Regions from separate parts of the Homo sapiens genome. Here all the other regions are linked to region 1. A link is a contact called in ENCODE Hi-C or POLR2A ChIA-PET data. All regions are on one chromosome and are shown on one strand. Each heading gives the region's core, a stretch centred on a gene start or an enhancer-like site at or near the end of the contact. The rest is flanking DNA. Distances are from core to core; before and after follow the strand shown. Region 1 holds the start of RAD54L (RAD54 like). Region 2 holds the start of STIL (STIL centriolar assembly protein). Region 3 holds the start of UROD (uroporphyrinogen decarboxylase). Region 4 holds the start of TMEM53 (transmembrane protein 53). Region 5 holds the start of KIF2C (kinesin family member 2C).

What was found. A loop is a pair of places that touch in the nucleus more often than their neighbours do. ChIA-PET counts read pairs that join two places held with the same protein, here RNA polymerase II (POLR2A). Pooled maps may share reads with other maps.
Region 2: a loop to region 1 is called in a map of CD8-positive, alpha-beta T cell, with 23 times the contacts of the local background. The contact joins the promoter of STIL here to the promoter of RAD54L in region 1. A Hi-C loop is called at or near these places in 2 of 168 maps with a recorded cell type or tissue (CD8-positive, alpha-beta T cell and ascending aorta), 1 of 37 single-sample maps with no recorded cell type and 11 of 50 pooled maps.
Region 3: a map of breast epithelium shows a loop between it and region 1 (15-fold over the local background). The contact joins the promoter of UROD here to the promoter of RAD54L in region 1. A Hi-C loop is called at or near these places in 1 of 168 maps with a recorded cell type or tissue (breast epithelium) and 9 of 50 pooled maps. POLR2A ChIA-PET finds 5 or more read pairs at or near these places in 1 of 52 experiments (T-cell).
Region 4: a map of naive thymus-derived CD4-positive, alpha-beta T cell shows a loop between it and region 1 (25-fold over the local background). The contact joins the promoter of TMEM53 here to the promoter of RAD54L in region 1. A Hi-C loop is called at or near these places in 1 of 168 maps with a recorded cell type or tissue (naive thymus-derived CD4-positive, alpha-beta T cell), 1 of 37 single-sample maps with no recorded cell type and 9 of 50 pooled maps. POLR2A ChIA-PET finds 5 or more read pairs at or near these places in 1 of 52 experiments (naive thymus-derived CD4-positive, alpha-beta T cell).
Region 5: a pooled map shows a loop between it and region 1 (11-fold over the local background). The contact joins the promoter of KIF2C here to the promoter of RAD54L in region 1. A Hi-C loop is called at or near these places in 10 of 50 pooled maps. POLR2A ChIA-PET finds 5 or more read pairs at or near these places in 5 of 52 experiments (B cell, HCT116, K562 and 2 more).

Annotation. Positions count from the first base shown.
Region 1 is chr1:46,246,436-46,249,135 of GRCh38, forward strand. RAD54L (RAD54 like) reads left to right here and starts at 1,328. Exons shown (of 18, transcript NM_003579.4): 1 at 1,328-1,973; 2 at 2,077-2,163. The coding sequence starts at 1,971. RefSeq lists a silencer at 889-1,148.
Region 2 is chr1:47,312,439-47,315,499 of GRCh38, forward strand. STIL (STIL centriolar assembly protein) reads right to left here and starts at 1,709. Exons shown (of 17, transcript NM_001048166.1): 1 at 1,598-1,709. RefSeq lists an enhancer at 1,719-2,448 and a silencer at 1,766-1,815.
Region 3 is chr1:45,010,609-45,013,619 of GRCh38, forward strand. UROD (uroporphyrinogen decarboxylase) reads left to right here and starts at 1,646. Exons shown (of 10, transcript NM_000374.5): 1 at 1,646-1,677; 2 at 2,299-2,411; 3 at 2,528-2,607; 4 at 2,684-2,746; 5 at 2,986-3,011. The coding sequence starts at 1,658. It overlaps HECTD3 (HECT domain E3 ubiquitin protein ligase 3), which reads right to left and starts at 716. Exons shown (of 21, transcript NM_024602.6): 1 at 281-716; 2 at 1-98. The coding sequence starts at 649. RefSeq lists silencers at 383-552, 633-762 and enhancers at 1,523-1,572, 1,613-1,742.
Region 4 is chr1:44,673,062-44,675,781 of GRCh38, forward strand. TMEM53 (transmembrane protein 53) reads right to left here and starts at 1,420. Exons shown (of 3, transcript NM_024587.4): 1 at 1,270-1,420. The coding sequence starts at 1,330. ARMH1 (armadillo like helical domain containing 1) reads left to right here and starts at 1,653. Exons shown (of 12, transcript NM_001145636.2): 1 at 1,653-1,812. RefSeq lists an enhancer at 864-1,365 and silencers at 1,133-1,272, 1,423-1,472, 1,543-1,592.
Region 5 is chr1:44,738,524-44,741,342 of GRCh38, forward strand. KIF2C (kinesin family member 2C) reads left to right here and starts at 1,314. Exons shown (of 21, transcript NM_006845.4): 1 at 1,314-1,479; 2 at 2,390-2,484. The coding sequence starts at 1,410. RefSeq lists an enhancer at 965-1,134.

The DNA of each region.
Region 1 (2,700 bases), core at 78-2,577:
ATATGGGGTTTCTCCGTGTTGCCCAGGCTGATCTGGAAGTCCTGGGCTCAAGCAATCCTCCTGCCTCGGCCTCCCAAAGTGCTGGAATTACAGGTGTGAGCCACCATGCCTGACCTCAGAATTCTTGATAACCCTGTGAGGATGGCTTAAGCTATACTCAGGTGTGTGACCTTGTACAAGTTACTAGCCTATCTAGGCCTGTTTCCTCACTTACAAAATGGGGACAAAAATAAACCTACCTCATAGTCATGAGCATTACATGAACTGTTATATCTTAGAAGCTCAGAAATGCCTGGTGGTAAATGCTATAAATACACCCTTATCATTATTAGTGAGTACCTAGGTTGTGCATGCCACTGTTGGGTGCTTTACGCACATTAATTTACTTGTCAGAATAGCCATGGGGGGGAGGTACTATTATAATGCCACTTTAGATATGAAGAAACTGACGTTTTGAGAGATTGGATGATTAAATCTCTGACTCCAAACACAACGCTTCCTCCAACGCGGTTTGGCCTTGGAGAGGAAGGCAGCTTCTTTCAAGACACCCCTGAGCGAGAAAGTCGCGTCATCCGGGGGCTCCCATTGCCCGAGCCCGCCACGTGGCAGTCTGGGCCGAATGCCTCTCCCCACTTTCTGGGTGGGCGAGGCCTGACTCCAACCCCGGCCCTCCGCTCTAGACCTGGTACCACTGTAGATTCAATCCAAACTCCCAGAAATGTGCCGCCTTTCATAATCCCCAGCTGTCCACTACAGGTGGTAACTCCCCTGCTGCTCAATGTGGCGTAAATCTTCCCTTCCATAGCTGCGGGACCACAGCTCACCGACCTGGGACAAACACCCGAGACGGGCCGAATTCCAGCTCGCAGGTAGTAATTCCGCCCCTCCCCTCCCCGCTCCGTCGCGTCCAGTCCAGCTCTTCTAGCCCTGCCCCGCTCCTCTAGCCCAACCGCTCCCCACTGTTGGCCCCGCCCCTCCCCGCCCCGTCCAGCTCTTCTCGCCCCGCCCCGCTCTTCTCGCCCAACTGCTCCTCGCTGTTGGCCCCGCCCCTCCCCCGCCACCCCCGCCCCCGCCCCGCCCCTCTCTTCTCGCCCAACCGCCCACCTCTGTTGGCCCCGCCCTCCCATCTAAGTCACGCCTCCTAGTAGGTCAATTTAGCTTCTCCAGCTCCAGAGCCCAGACTCCTCATTGGGCGCAGCACTATTCCCGCCTCTTCCTTGGGTCGCGAGCGCCGAACTCATCGAACGCAGCCAATGGGTGATACGACGGCAGCGCGGCGGGAGGTTCGATTGACCCGGTCTTGGCGGGTCGGTGAGTCTTGGCGGCTGTTAACGCGCGCTTTGGGAACAGGAAGGTTGAGAGAGAGGTGCTGGGGTCTGCGTCTATCTCTGTCGCTCTTTTCAGCCCCTCCTGGTATTCCCCTCCTAACCTGGGTTTTTTACACGCCCGCGTGGCTTCCTGCTCGACCTCCCTGAGTCTGATCCTGGTTTCCACCTCCAGCCCTGGGAAATTTCCTTTCTCCAGACTCGCCCTCCCCACCCGGGCCTCGGACTTTCACCCCAGCTTCTCTCTCCTGGCCAGTGATTACCCACCCCCAATCCCACCCCGCCCCGCCGCGCAACTACCTCCTCCCTTCACCCGGACTGGGACCATCATCCCCACTCCACTCCGCCCAGTCTGGGACTCCACCTGCCTCCTCCCCAATCCCACACTAATCTCTGCTTGGTCTCTTCCTCTTTGGCCTAATCTCTCGTCTCGGCTTATTGGGGACGGCCACTCTCACAGTTTGGTTCCAAACACCAGTTCCTGGATGGATTCCCGCCATCCATGCCCCCTCTTTAATTAGCCGGTCCTCTCAATAATGTAGCAGCCCCCTCTACAGATTAGACCCTGGTCCTACACTCTTAGCCGCTGCCTGCTTTTGACCTTTGGCTCATGGGTACTTGACGTTTTAAACTCCTAGGCCCAGGATGGTAAGTGTGGGCCTAGGGGAGACTGGGAATAGCCCTGGGTCAGGGTCTAGTAGGCCTAGGCTGCAGGATCCTTGCAGGCACTGTTTCTGTTCTCCCTTTACAGAGGAGGAGCTTGGCTCCCAGCCAGCTGGCCAAGAGAAAACCTGAAGGCAGGTCCTGTGATGATGAAGACTGGCAACCTGGCCTAGTGGTGAGCACTCAAGGGGACAGGGAAGGTGGGTAGAGCTGTTTGGACAGAAAAGAAGCCAGGATTTGGTTTCTAGGGTTACATAGCCAATTCCAGATGCCTCTTTTGTATGTTCAATAAACTTTTAGTGAGTACTTACTATGTGCCAGGCATTGAACAAGATTAGTAAAATCTTTATCCTCAGGGTAGTCACTAGAAGCTAATATAGCCTCAGTTTTCCTGGTGGGAAAAGATAAGCAAAAGAGCCAGTTGGATTGGACCTTTTGACTCTGCTTGGAAAAAAGGGCTACACAACAGCAATTAGCAGCTGGCTCTTTTGCTCTTTGTCCCCTGCCCAGTGTCACAGAACAGTAGAGTGTTCTGGGCCTACCTTGGAGTCCTGGGCTCACTTGGGCCTAGATCTGACAGGTTGTGTCCTTCCAGTCCTTGCTCATACTCAAGTACAGTATATTCTACTTTAGGTTGGGCCCTGGGCTCTGCTTCCTGTTTTGGAGGCTTGTTGGGGCTGGCTGTGGGCAGGACCTATGTAAACCAAAATAA
Region 2 (3,061 bases), core at 459-2,958, 1.1 Mb after region 1:
CGAGACTCCGTCTCAAAAAAAAAAAAAGGTGACTAAACAGTCCTTCTTAGAAATATCTGGACTTAAAAGGTTTAATGCAGCTTCCACAGAATGCAGGCTTTAAATCCTAAAACCCTTCCTTAGTACTTGGTTGTCATGGATAACAGTATTCACATGGATAACTGTAACTCTACAAAGTATAAAAAGTGCCAATTTTTTCTTCATTAAACAGAAGTGTCTTAAAATGCGCTATTTGTGTTTTATTCCTTTATTCATTTGGGTGAAAAGATGGATAATGTTGATTTCTTATTTTAAAACAATATACATAAGGTACTTTCATTCTGTCAGTGTTGTACAAGCCACTAAAGGTAATAAAACTAAAACCACACAACATCTACACCTAGCAAAACATATTCTCAGGTAAAGTCATTATCGTGTACAATAGAAACGTTCAAATCATCCTCACCCCTTCTTCCATATAAATTATCTTTCCATACCCACCACCTTAGTTGCTAACTTCATCAACTCACCAGACTTATGGAAAAGTCCCCATAATGCTGCTAGAAGAGTGTTTCCATATAAATCTGATCAAATTATTCTCCTGCTTTAAAAGTCAATGGCTCATGTCAGGGGCGGTGGCTCACGCTTGTAATCCCAGCATTTTGGGAGGCCGAGGCGGGTGGATCACCTGAAGTCAGGATTTCCAGACCAGCCCGACCAACATGGTGAAACCCCGTCTCTACTAAAAATACAAAAATCAGCCGAGCGTGGTGGCGTTTGCCTGTAATCCCAGCTACTAGGGAGGCTGAGGCAGGAGAATCGCTTGAACCCGGGGGACGGAGGTTGCAGTGAGCCGAGATCACTCCACTTCACTCCAGCCTGGGCCAAAGAGTGAAACTGCGTCTCAAAAATAAACATAAAAATAAATTTTTTTTAAAAAGCCGATGGCTCTTCTTTACATACAGAATAAAGGATCTTCACAATCCAGCCCCACTCTATTATTCCAACCTTAACCCCCCCATCCACTCATCCTACATTCCAGTCAAACTGAACTACTTGCAGTGCCCCGGTTTCAATATCTGCACAGGATGCCTCCCTTAACTTGGAATGCCCTAGTAAACCCCCGCCATCCCTCACAATCCAACTCGAATGTCACTTCCTCTGTGAAACCTTCTCCCAGACACCGTGGCGATGGTACTATACTGTCTGTACTCACACGCATAGCATTCTCGCACTTTGCTGTTTACACTTTACTTCCAGTAGTCCATGAACTTCAAACATTAACTGATCCCTTACTACGTAGCAGAGTGTGAGCCAGAAATTGTGAGGAATGCAAGAGCGAGCATTCAAGGTTTCAGTCCTCAAGAAATTCCCACCGTAAAAACAACTTTAAATGGCACGTTATCGACTGCAAACCTCTTTCACATACCTTAGCTCAGATGATACCCAAGGATTTCATGGACTGCTTAATTTCTCCCACTAGCTCCCCTTCTCGTCATCTGCTCCAGGCTCCTGGAGGGCGGAACCCACTACAGGGCTTTGAATGTTACCCACCAACCTTCCCAGGGCCCCGCTGCCGCCTCTCAAGGGGAAACCAGGAGCACAAAGCTCCACTTACCGCAACTTCCGCGGAGCTGAGGTCTGTTTGCAGGGTAGGAGCGGGAGCCGGCTCCAAGGAGCGCCACCGCCGACTCCGGCCCCGCCTCTGGGACGTTGGGGTCGCGGGAACTGAGGCGGCAAACACAAGCTCGCGAAACTGAAGGCCGCGCCACGCCTGCTGACTGGTCAGAAACCTCGCCAGTCAGGGAGCGGGGGTGGTGCTAGAGAGCCGCGCACGGTCGCCGTTACGTATTGGTGTGCCGACCAATCAGCGCCCCGCACTGGTTCCGCGCTCGACCAATCCCAAGTCTTCTTGGAGAACTGCGGGCGCCACCGGCGCTCCAGGATCAAGGATCCGAGGATTTAAACCTTTCATTTCGTCAACGGTTAAGTTCCGGGGCGGGGTAGGCTTTCCGCAAGCGCAATGGAAAGCCCAGCTAGGTAGACGGAGGAGCGAGTGGCAGATGAAGCCGGAAGTGCTCTATAAGATGATCATTGGTCGGCGACTGGAAGCGGACACCCGAAGAACAGTTTCCAAACTCTTTACCTGAAAGCACAAAAGACAAGAAAGTTAGAGTTATTCCAGTTTCTTACTTTTTAATTTTTATTCTAAAATGTACATTTTTAATTTTTCCTTTTTGTGATCACTTATCCTCAACTTCTAGATTTCTTCCAGTTTCTTTCCTAGGAAGCCATCTGTTTTAGTGACATAATTTTTTTTTTTTTTGAGGTGGAATCTCACTCCGTCGCCCAAGCTGGAGTGCGATGACGCGATATCGGCTCACCGCAACCTCGCCTCCCGAGTTCAAGCGATTCTCCTGTCTCAGCTTCCCAATTAGCTGGTATTACAGGCGTCCACCACCCACCACCACGCCCGGCTAATTTTTTTTTTTTTTGAAACGGAGTCTCGCTCTGTCGCCCAGGCTGGAGTGCAGTGGCGCGATCTCGGCTCACTGCAAGCTCCGCCTCCTGGGTTCATGCCAGTCTCCTGCCTCAGCCTCCCGAGTAGCTGGAACTACAGGCGCCCACCACGCCCGGCTAATTTTTTGTATTTTTAGTAGAGACGGGGTTTCACCGTGTTAGCCAGGATGGTCTCGATCTCCTGACCTCGTGATCCGTCCACCTCGGCCTCCCAAAGTGCTGGGATTACAGGCGTGAGCCACTGCGCCCGGCCTAATTTTTGTATTTTTTAGTAGAGACGGGGTTTCACCACGTTGGCTAGGCTGGTCTCGAACTCTTGACCTCAGGTGATCTACCCGCCTCGGCCTCCCAAAGTGCTGGGATTACAGGCGTGAGCCACCACTCTGGGCCAAAATTTGTATTTATTAATTGATTGATTGATTGATTGATTGAGACAGGGTCTTGCTCTGTCGCCCAGGCTGGAGTGCTGTGACGCTATCTCGGCTCACTGCAACTCACTGCACACTGCCTTCCAGGTTCAAGCAATTCTCCTGCCTCAGCCTCCGGAGTAGCTGGGGTTACA
Region 3 (3,011 bases), core at 396-2,895, 1.2 Mb before region 1:
TCGATGGGTACCAGGCGGGCTCCGCCCTCCGCCGGGCGGCACACCAGCAGCCAGCCTTCCTGCAGCCCGCAGTCGCCCAGGTGCTCTGCCAGCTGCTCCTGCCGGGACGCGTAGGATGGGGACAGCCGTCAGGGAACTGCCCAGCCGCCTGTCGTGCCCAGCCCAGGGCAAAGGGCGCCGAACGCAATGCCAACTCAATACAGGGGAGAAAAGGCAAACAGCCAGAGGTTTCTCTGGCCCCAGGGGTCTTTTACCGGGTCCTGGGCAGGGAAGAGCGCACCTTTGTCAGCTTCACCCAGAGCCCGTGGCCATTGCACAGCTCCTCGCCCGTGGTGCGCACGCAGGCGCCGCGCCGGAGCTCAATGCTGTCGCGGGCGGCGCGGAGGGGCCCGGAGCCGGTACCGGGGGCTGGGCCTGCGGCGCCCACACGCAGCCCCAGGCCCTCTGCCTCCCACACCGGCAGAAGCACGCGCGACGGTCCCGCTGGGTCCTTGTAAAGCTTGTAGAGCACCTCTCGCGGCACGAAAGCCAGCGCTGCTGGCAGCGGCCGCCCGGCGCGGAGGCTCCGCGCTGCCTCTGCCAAGAAGCGCACGCGGCCCAGCAGCTGCCGGGGGGACTCCAGCACCGCGCCCGGGCCAGGACCCGCCATGGCGAAGTGGCGGAGGTGAGCACCTAGAGGCGACCCTGCCCGGGGAACAGCTGGCGCGACCGCGGACAGAGCTTCCCACCACGCCCTTCCCCGCCTTTGGCCAGCCTTTGCCGTATGTTCTGGACTAAGCGCACCCCAGCTCTCACTGTATTGGACTGTGTACTCCCACACTCAACCATATTACTTATCTCTGTGCCACCCTAACCCAGCCGACCAAACCCAAGATTGGTGATTGCTACCTGATCAATCTCCCTCTCTCCATTTCCTTGTGACTACCATTTTATCTCTACTGCTACTACCCTCATTCAAGTCACCATTCTAGCTAGCCTGGGTCATTGCCAACAGTCATTTTTCTGGTTCTTCGGCCTGCTGTTTTTCCTCCCACTCCCAGCGAATCTGCTGGACTCCCTATCCTATGGGTGGTGTGATTAAAGTGTTTGAGACAATGGCCCCTTCCCCTGCCACTGACAGGAGTCTTGAGTCATTAGGGTTGATTCTGTTTGTCACTCCTAATCCCAAGGACACTGGAGATCATTATTCATTTTAATGTGATTGCTGATTTCTGTTTCCCCAGTCTTGTAGCTCCTTAAAGGCTGGGGCTGTCTTGAGCAGAGCTAACCTCTGCACCTACTATAGGTCCAGGCTATAGTATGGACCTGGCTGGATAAGACTGTTGGTATCATGAGTGGGACTTGCGCCAAGCCTCCGGATACCCAGACTGTCAGATGAGAACAAATTCCTCATGTCACCGTAAGATACATTTACAGCGGAGTTTTCTTTTGGGCCTTTGTTGTTGCGTCGCTACAGCAAACTTTACGGTGAAAAAAGGTAGGGGTCCTACGGGCAGCAGCCAGGGCAGCCCTGGAGCTGTCGCTGGAGTCCGATCATGTGATCTTCAACATGGCGACGCTCTTGGTTCCCTACAGAAAGGGGCGGAGCCTGGACTGGGGGGCAGGCTCAGATTCAGGTTAAATTGTGGATTGAGCTCGCAGTTACAGACAGCTGACCATGGAAGCGAATGGGTTGGGGTGAGTTCTCCAGAGCACGCGGTGTGGCTAGCCGGGCTTCTAATTTGAGTCTTCCAACTCAGGACTCTATCCCTCTACTCCCCTTTCCCCACCCTGGAGACCTCCCAACCTGAACTCCGTTAGCTGGGATCCTGAATCCTAAAACCATGGATTTTTGAGATGTTCATCCCAGGGCCTTAATTCAAGGGATGCCTCAGGATTTCCAACCAGGATCTCTATTCTGGGACCATCAACTCTGATCCCTCTTTATCCCCCAGCCTGGGTATTTCTCAGCCCCTGAACCAGCCCAGTGACATTCCCGTTTCTGAGGCTCACTAGTTCGAAGACCCCCAAACTATCCTTAGTGGGCCTTCATTCCCTCCCCCCAGTCCCTCTGGTTGCTTCGAGCTTGGAAGAGTAGAGACTAAGTGGAGGGAAGAGGCCCCAGGGCGGGCCCTTCTGGAGTTTGTGCACCACCTGATAGGCAGAGAGGAGGCGGAACGGGCGGAAAGCCAGGGTTTGGGAGCTGGCCTGGAGGAGGTAGATAGCGGTCCTGGACTGAATCGGCCTTATGAACCCGCGCTTTCCCCAGCCTCCAGCGTAGCATACTGACACCTACCCCCACCCCCACCTGATCGCCAGACCTCAGGGTTTTCCGGAGCTGAAGAATGACACATTCCTGCGAGCAGCCTGGGGAGAGGAAACAGACTACACTCCCGTTTGGTGCATGCGCCAGGCAGGCCGTTACTTACCAGGTAAGAGTCAGGGTCTGGAAATCTAGATAAAACTCCGGAGGGAGAAAAGTTTTCGAGGGGCAGGGGAGGGCTCTGGAGGGCCTCAAGGCTGAGCCCTGTCTTCCCTCTGTATGCAGAGTTTAGGGAAACCCGGGCTGCCCAGGACTTTTTCAGCACGTGTCGCTCTCCTGAGGCCTGCTGTGAACTGACTCTGCAGGTGAGGGGTCCACAAAAGAGGGAAAGATTTATGCCTTCAGTCTGCCACCTAGCAACCTGTCTCCTGTTTCCTACAGCCACTGCGTCGCTTCCCTCTGGATGCTGCCATCATTTTCTCCGACATCCTTGTTGTACCCCAGGTACCCACTCAAACCTGATCCTAGAATATAATCCAAGGACGCCTTGAAAATCCTTCTATCAGTCCAGTCAAGGTTTACAATAAGCACTTATCCTAACTGGATCGAGGGAAAAACTAAGGTTGAAAGAAATGGAGTTTGGCAGAGTTTTATTCTCCTTTTCCTTCCTCCTGGAATGAGCTGAACAGAACCTTTCCTCCTGGATTCCATTTTGGGAACCCAGATGTTTTCTCCCCCTCCAGGCACTGGGCATGGAGGTGACCATGGT
Region 4 (2,720 bases), core at 170-2,669, 1.6 Mb before region 1:
CCGAAGACTCTCCAAAGGAAATAATATTAACTGACTTCATGGCTTGCTGACGCCAAAACGTGTCCAAAGTATTTTTACATCTATAAACCCAAAAGCGCTAAGCCAGCAGATCCAGTTCTAGGGAAAAACAGCTGGTCTGGGGCCATCTGTTCTGCGGGAGTCTAAGGGCTGCCCTCTCCTAGACTCCAACCAAAGAACATGAGATGCTACGGGAGGGATCTGGGAAGGCTCTCCTTAAGGAGGTAAGTTTTATGGAGAGCAGAGTATAAGATCAAACCTTTGCATTAGAAAGATCACTGTGGTAGCAGTTTAAGAGGCTGGGCTGCAGGCAGTGAGACAGGAGGCGTGAAGGCGATGCTGGACTAATGCAAGTGAGGGACACGCTGGCCTCAGGCTGATCATACTTCAAGGCCCTTCTGCCAGAATTCCCAGAGAGACCAAACTTTCCACTCTCTGGACCCCGATCTACTCACACTGTCATGGATGCGGGCCTGCTGTCAATCCTAATTTTGTGGAGAATCCTACATGTCTTTCTTTAATGTAAGGAGAGAAACAATGCTGATCGTAAATGCCAATTACTGAACTCACTCCATGCCAGGCCCTTTACACAATCTCCAGATGGCCCCAACAGCCCTATGAGGAAGGTTACTATCCTTATCCCGGTTTTGCAGAGGAGGAAACTGAAGTTCAGAGAAGGTAGCTTACCAAAGGTAATCCAGCTCCTAAAGGAAGGAGTCAGGATTTCAGTCGAGTTCTACCCGACGGCAGAGACTGCACTGTTAACCACTGCCGAGAAGAGTGGAGAGGGACGGCTAAGGGTTCTGAGTCCCGGGCTTCTGCGAGGATCGGTGACCCCGCGAGCCTCCCCCTCCACGCCTTCGGGAAAATAATAAGTGATAGGCTAGATGTGGGAAGCCCAATCCCAAACAAAGGAATCAGGAGGGATCCAGCTTTCGGCAGCCTTCAGCTATGAGAAGTGATTAAAGGGCATGGACCTGAGCACCCCGGACAGGAAAGACAGAAAAAGAGGTCCCAAGCGAGCAGCTGACTCGGGCAGAGGCGGGGCTCGCCAGGGAGGAACACTCTGGGGCGGGACTTACGAGGGGCGGGGCTCTCTGAGCCTCTCTAAGTCTAGGACCTGCCAGACCCTATGAGGGGGCGGCCCGAGGGAGGGCGGGGCCGCATGAGGGGCGGGGCTACAGCTGCGCTCGCAACCCACAGGTTCATGAGGTCACCTCCCCGCGCCTGGACCCAACCCTCATTCCATACTCTGGCTCCAGCAGGGCTGATCCGGGATCTCGATGGTGTAGTCCAGCTCTGCCGAGGCCATGGTGAAGGCGCCGGCCCAGAGCACGGGTCTCCAGCCGGAACTCCCGCTTGCGCACCCGTGCCTCACCCGGGCGCCTCCTGGGCGCCGCCCAATCACCACACACCTCCCCCAACACGGCCCAATCCCTGCGCCGCGCTCTGTGACCTCCCGCCTTAGCAACCACCGAGTCTCTTCCAGAGCCTCTCGCCTCACCCCACTAGCTCGGCCCTAGCAACCATGCCCCGCCCCTATTACTGACCCGCAGCCATTGGCTAATTCGCTTGATCTGGATCAGGTATTGGTCAGCCGGGGCGCCGGTCAGGAAGAGTCCCCACCCTCTCATGTAGGTGAGAGGCGGCTGAAGAGTTGCTGTATTCTGGGAATGGGCAGGGTCACTCGTCCGAACAGAGTCCTATCCTACGCGGCGGAAGAGTGTGCCCTTTGACTTGCATCGTCTACCTACCTCTGCCATCCTCTACCAGCCGCAACTGCGAGGGCTGGAGGTATAAAACCGTACAAAACGGCCTAGGGGGCGCGTGCCGACCCAACCTCCACCCAGTGGGGTTGAGGCATATTCTGGATGGATGGATGGATGGATGGATGGATGGGTGGATGGGAAGCAGTCTTCAGTTGATGACTTTAGAGAATGCCCTGTTGATAGGGCCCACCGAGGAGCTGGGAGTGCAACTTTCTTGCATTTATCTATATTTACATACTATGTGCCAGCATATTTACATACTATGTGCCAGAGACTGGGTGGGCTAAATAAGGTTCCTTAGGCCCTAGTGAGAATCAAGCTTTTGGCCCTCCCTCTCCCATGTCTTAACGGGAGAGGGAGAGAAACCATGCATGAAGCAACTCTGATTCTGCGTGTGAGATAAATACTACAGAAGAGTAAGGATTTGAGGAGCTCAGAATCAGAGAAGGGGCATTTATGGCAGTGGGGTTGGCTCTTGAGCTGGGCCTTGAAAGACTTTTAGAGATAGGGAGGGGGAAAGACTCTTTGCATGCCAGGCGCGGTGGCTCAAACTCGTAATCCCAGCACTTTGGAAGGCCAAGACGGGAGAATGGCTTGAAGGAGTTCAAGACCAGCCTGGGCAACATAGTGAGACCTTCATCTCTACAAAATTAAAATTTTAAAAATTAGCCAGGCATGGTAGCGCATGCCTGAAGTCCCAGCTACTTGGAAAGCTGAGGTGGGAGGATCACTTGAGTCAGGAGGTCAAAGCTGCAGTAAGCCATGATTGTGCCACTGCACTCCAGCCTGGGTGACAGAGTGAGACCCTGTCTCAAAAAACAAAACAAAGAGCCCAGTGTGGTGTCTCACCCCTGTAATCCCAGCACTTTGGGAGGCTGAGGCGGGCGTATCACTTCAGGTCAGGAGTTCGAGACCAGCCTGGCCAACATGGCG
Region 5 (2,819 bases), core at 64-2,563, 1.5 Mb before region 1:
GCCTCTGCCCCGCCGCGACCCCGTCTGGGAACTGAGGAGTGTCTCTGCCCCGCCGCCACCCTGTCTGGGAGGTGAGGATCGTCTCTGACTGGCCGCCCCGTCTGAGAAGTGAGGAGCCACTCTGCCCGGCAGCCGCCCCGTCCGGGAGATGAGGAGCGTCTCCTCCCGGCAGCCGCCCCGTCCAGGAGGTGGGGGGAAAGCCCCCGACCGGCCAGCCGCCCCGTCTGGGAGGTGGGGGGCAGCCCCCTCCCAGCCGCCGCCCTGTCTGGGAGGTGGGGGGGGGGGGCGCCTCTGCCCGGCTGCCCCATTTGGGAAGTGAGGAGCCCCTCTGCCCCGCCGCCACCCCATCTGGGAGGTGTACCCAATAGCTCATTGAGAACGGGCCATGATGACGATGGCGGTTTTGTCGAATAGAAAAGGGGGAAATGTGGGGAAAAGAAAGAGAGATCAGATTGTTACTGTGTCTGTGTAGAAAGAAGTAGACATAGGAGACTCCATTTTGTTCTGTACTAAGAAAAATTCTTTTGCCTTGGGATGCTGTTAATCTATAACCTTACCCCCAACCCCGTGCTCTCTGAAACATGTGCTGTGTCCACTAAGGGTTAAATGGAAAAAAAAAAAAAGGAGGACAGGAACTATGTGTCTAGTTCATTATCTCCATTTCCTGGTACCATGCCTAGCAGGTGGTAGACTTCACTCAATAAATATCTGGTGAATCAGTGTCTTTCTGGAAATTTATACATAACTCCTTGAATGAGGCAACATGCTTCTGCACTATTTAATAAGAAAAACTAAGTCAAGTTTCTAATCTGTGGTTTTGTTTTGCTTTGAGAACAGGGTCTTGGCTATGTTGCCCTGTCTGGTCTCGAACTTCTGATCTCGAGCGATCACTCCCACCTCTCCCTTCCTAAGTGTTGGGATTAACAGGAGTGAGCCACCGCGCCCGGCCAAGTCTCCAACTTGCTCGAGGTCACTGAACTTGCAATTGAAGAAGCTACGATTCGAACCCATGTCTGTAGGATCCCAGAGCCCTCATTGTCAAATACATACTGAAGTTTCCCAGTTTTCGGGAACCCCGCAGTACAAGGTGACCGAGGACAATACCAGAAATGGGAGCCCCAGACCCCACGTAGCGGCGAAGTTCCCAGAAGGCACAGCGCTCGGGGGTGTGGCCAGACGCATGGGCGGTGCCAAGCGTAGGAAGATGGTTGGGAACTGCGTCTCCCCCAAGGCTCCGCAGGGCGCCGCTGACTGGCGGAAGCGAGGGCGGGGACAGCGGAATGACGTTTTAAGGACGCTTGCGCGCGGGATTTAAACTGCGGCGGTTTACGCGGCGTTAAGACTTCGTAGGGTTAGCGAAATTGAGGTTTCTTGGTATTGCGCGTTTCTCTTCCTTGCTGACTCTCCGAATGGCCATGGACTCGTCGCTTCAGGCCCGCCTGTTTCCCGGTCTCGCTATCAAGATCCAACGCAGTAATGGTGAGGAGCGGGGTCCCTAGGTCAAGGGGACTCGTGAGCGGTGAGACGACTGAAATTACTGCCCGTCCCCGGACACACAGATGGGCTTTCACTCTCTTTCTCTCCCTCCCTCCTTTTCACACGCACTCACTCCGGGTCTCTGCACTGGCAGTCATTCTTGCCTACACAGGGGTGAGAGTCCCTGCGCTGTACGTGGTCCCTTTCGCAGTCCTCTGGGAGTGGGCGGACCTTCTCCAAGGCTGGTAGACCTCCCAGGGAAGTTGGGACTTCTAAATTCACTTCCCTTCCAAAATTCTCCCCTGAAAATGCCCTGCTCTTATGGGGACCTCGGTCTCCTGGCCCCTTTACTCTCGAATAAATATTGCGCAGTTGCGGTATGTCAGGTAAACGGGACAGACAAGAACCCTGCGCTTGAGGAGCTTGTAGTCGTTCTCTCTTTTGCTTAAGCAGGTACCGCAGTTCTGGCAGGTCTGATACCCGTGTCATTAGGGAAATGGACAGATATGACCGCCAGAAATGAGTTAGGAAAACCCCAAAAGGGCCAGATCCTCAATGCTATGTTGAGGAAAAGTTCATCTAAGGGTTGTGGGGAATCCTGTGCTCAAACATACCTTTTGTATGTTCTCTTTTGTAGGCTCTATCTCTCTTTTTTTGTAGGCTCTCTTGAGTAGGGGTGAATCCTTATCCCATGCAGCTCAGTTTAAAAACCTGTCCCCAGCCCACCTCACTGTGGATATTCTAAAGGTGAAGCCCAGGAGATTTATTTGTTTCTCTTAGTTTTTTTTTTTTTTTTTTTTAAGGTAGCTGCCTGTTCCTTCAGGTTAACTCCACTTTGGGAATCTCTGTGGAATCCTAAAAGTGAAGCTCTCAGGAAAGAGATGGGTAACTCTGGTTTTTTCATACTTTATAGGTTTAATTCACAGTGCCAATGTAAGGACTGTGAACTTGGAGAAATCCTGTGTTTCAGTGGAATGGGCAGAAGGAGGTGCCACAAAGGGCAAAGAGGTAGGTTCTATGAGAATTCCTCTACCACATTTAATGTCTTCCTACATAAAGGATCTGTGCAGAAGTGGAATCTGTGAGAGCCTAGTTTCTGATGCTGTGCTCTTCTCACTCACGCCTGTAATCCCAGAACTTTGGGAGGCTGAGACGGGCAGATCACCTGATGTCAGGAGTTCGAGACCATCCTGGCCAACATGGCGAAACCTGTCTCTACTGAAAATACAAAAATTAGCCAGTCGTGGTAGTGCATGCCTGTAATCCCAACTACTTGGGAGCCTGAGGCAGGAGAACTGCTTGAACCTGGGAGGCGGAGGTTGCAGTGAGCCGAAACTGTGCCG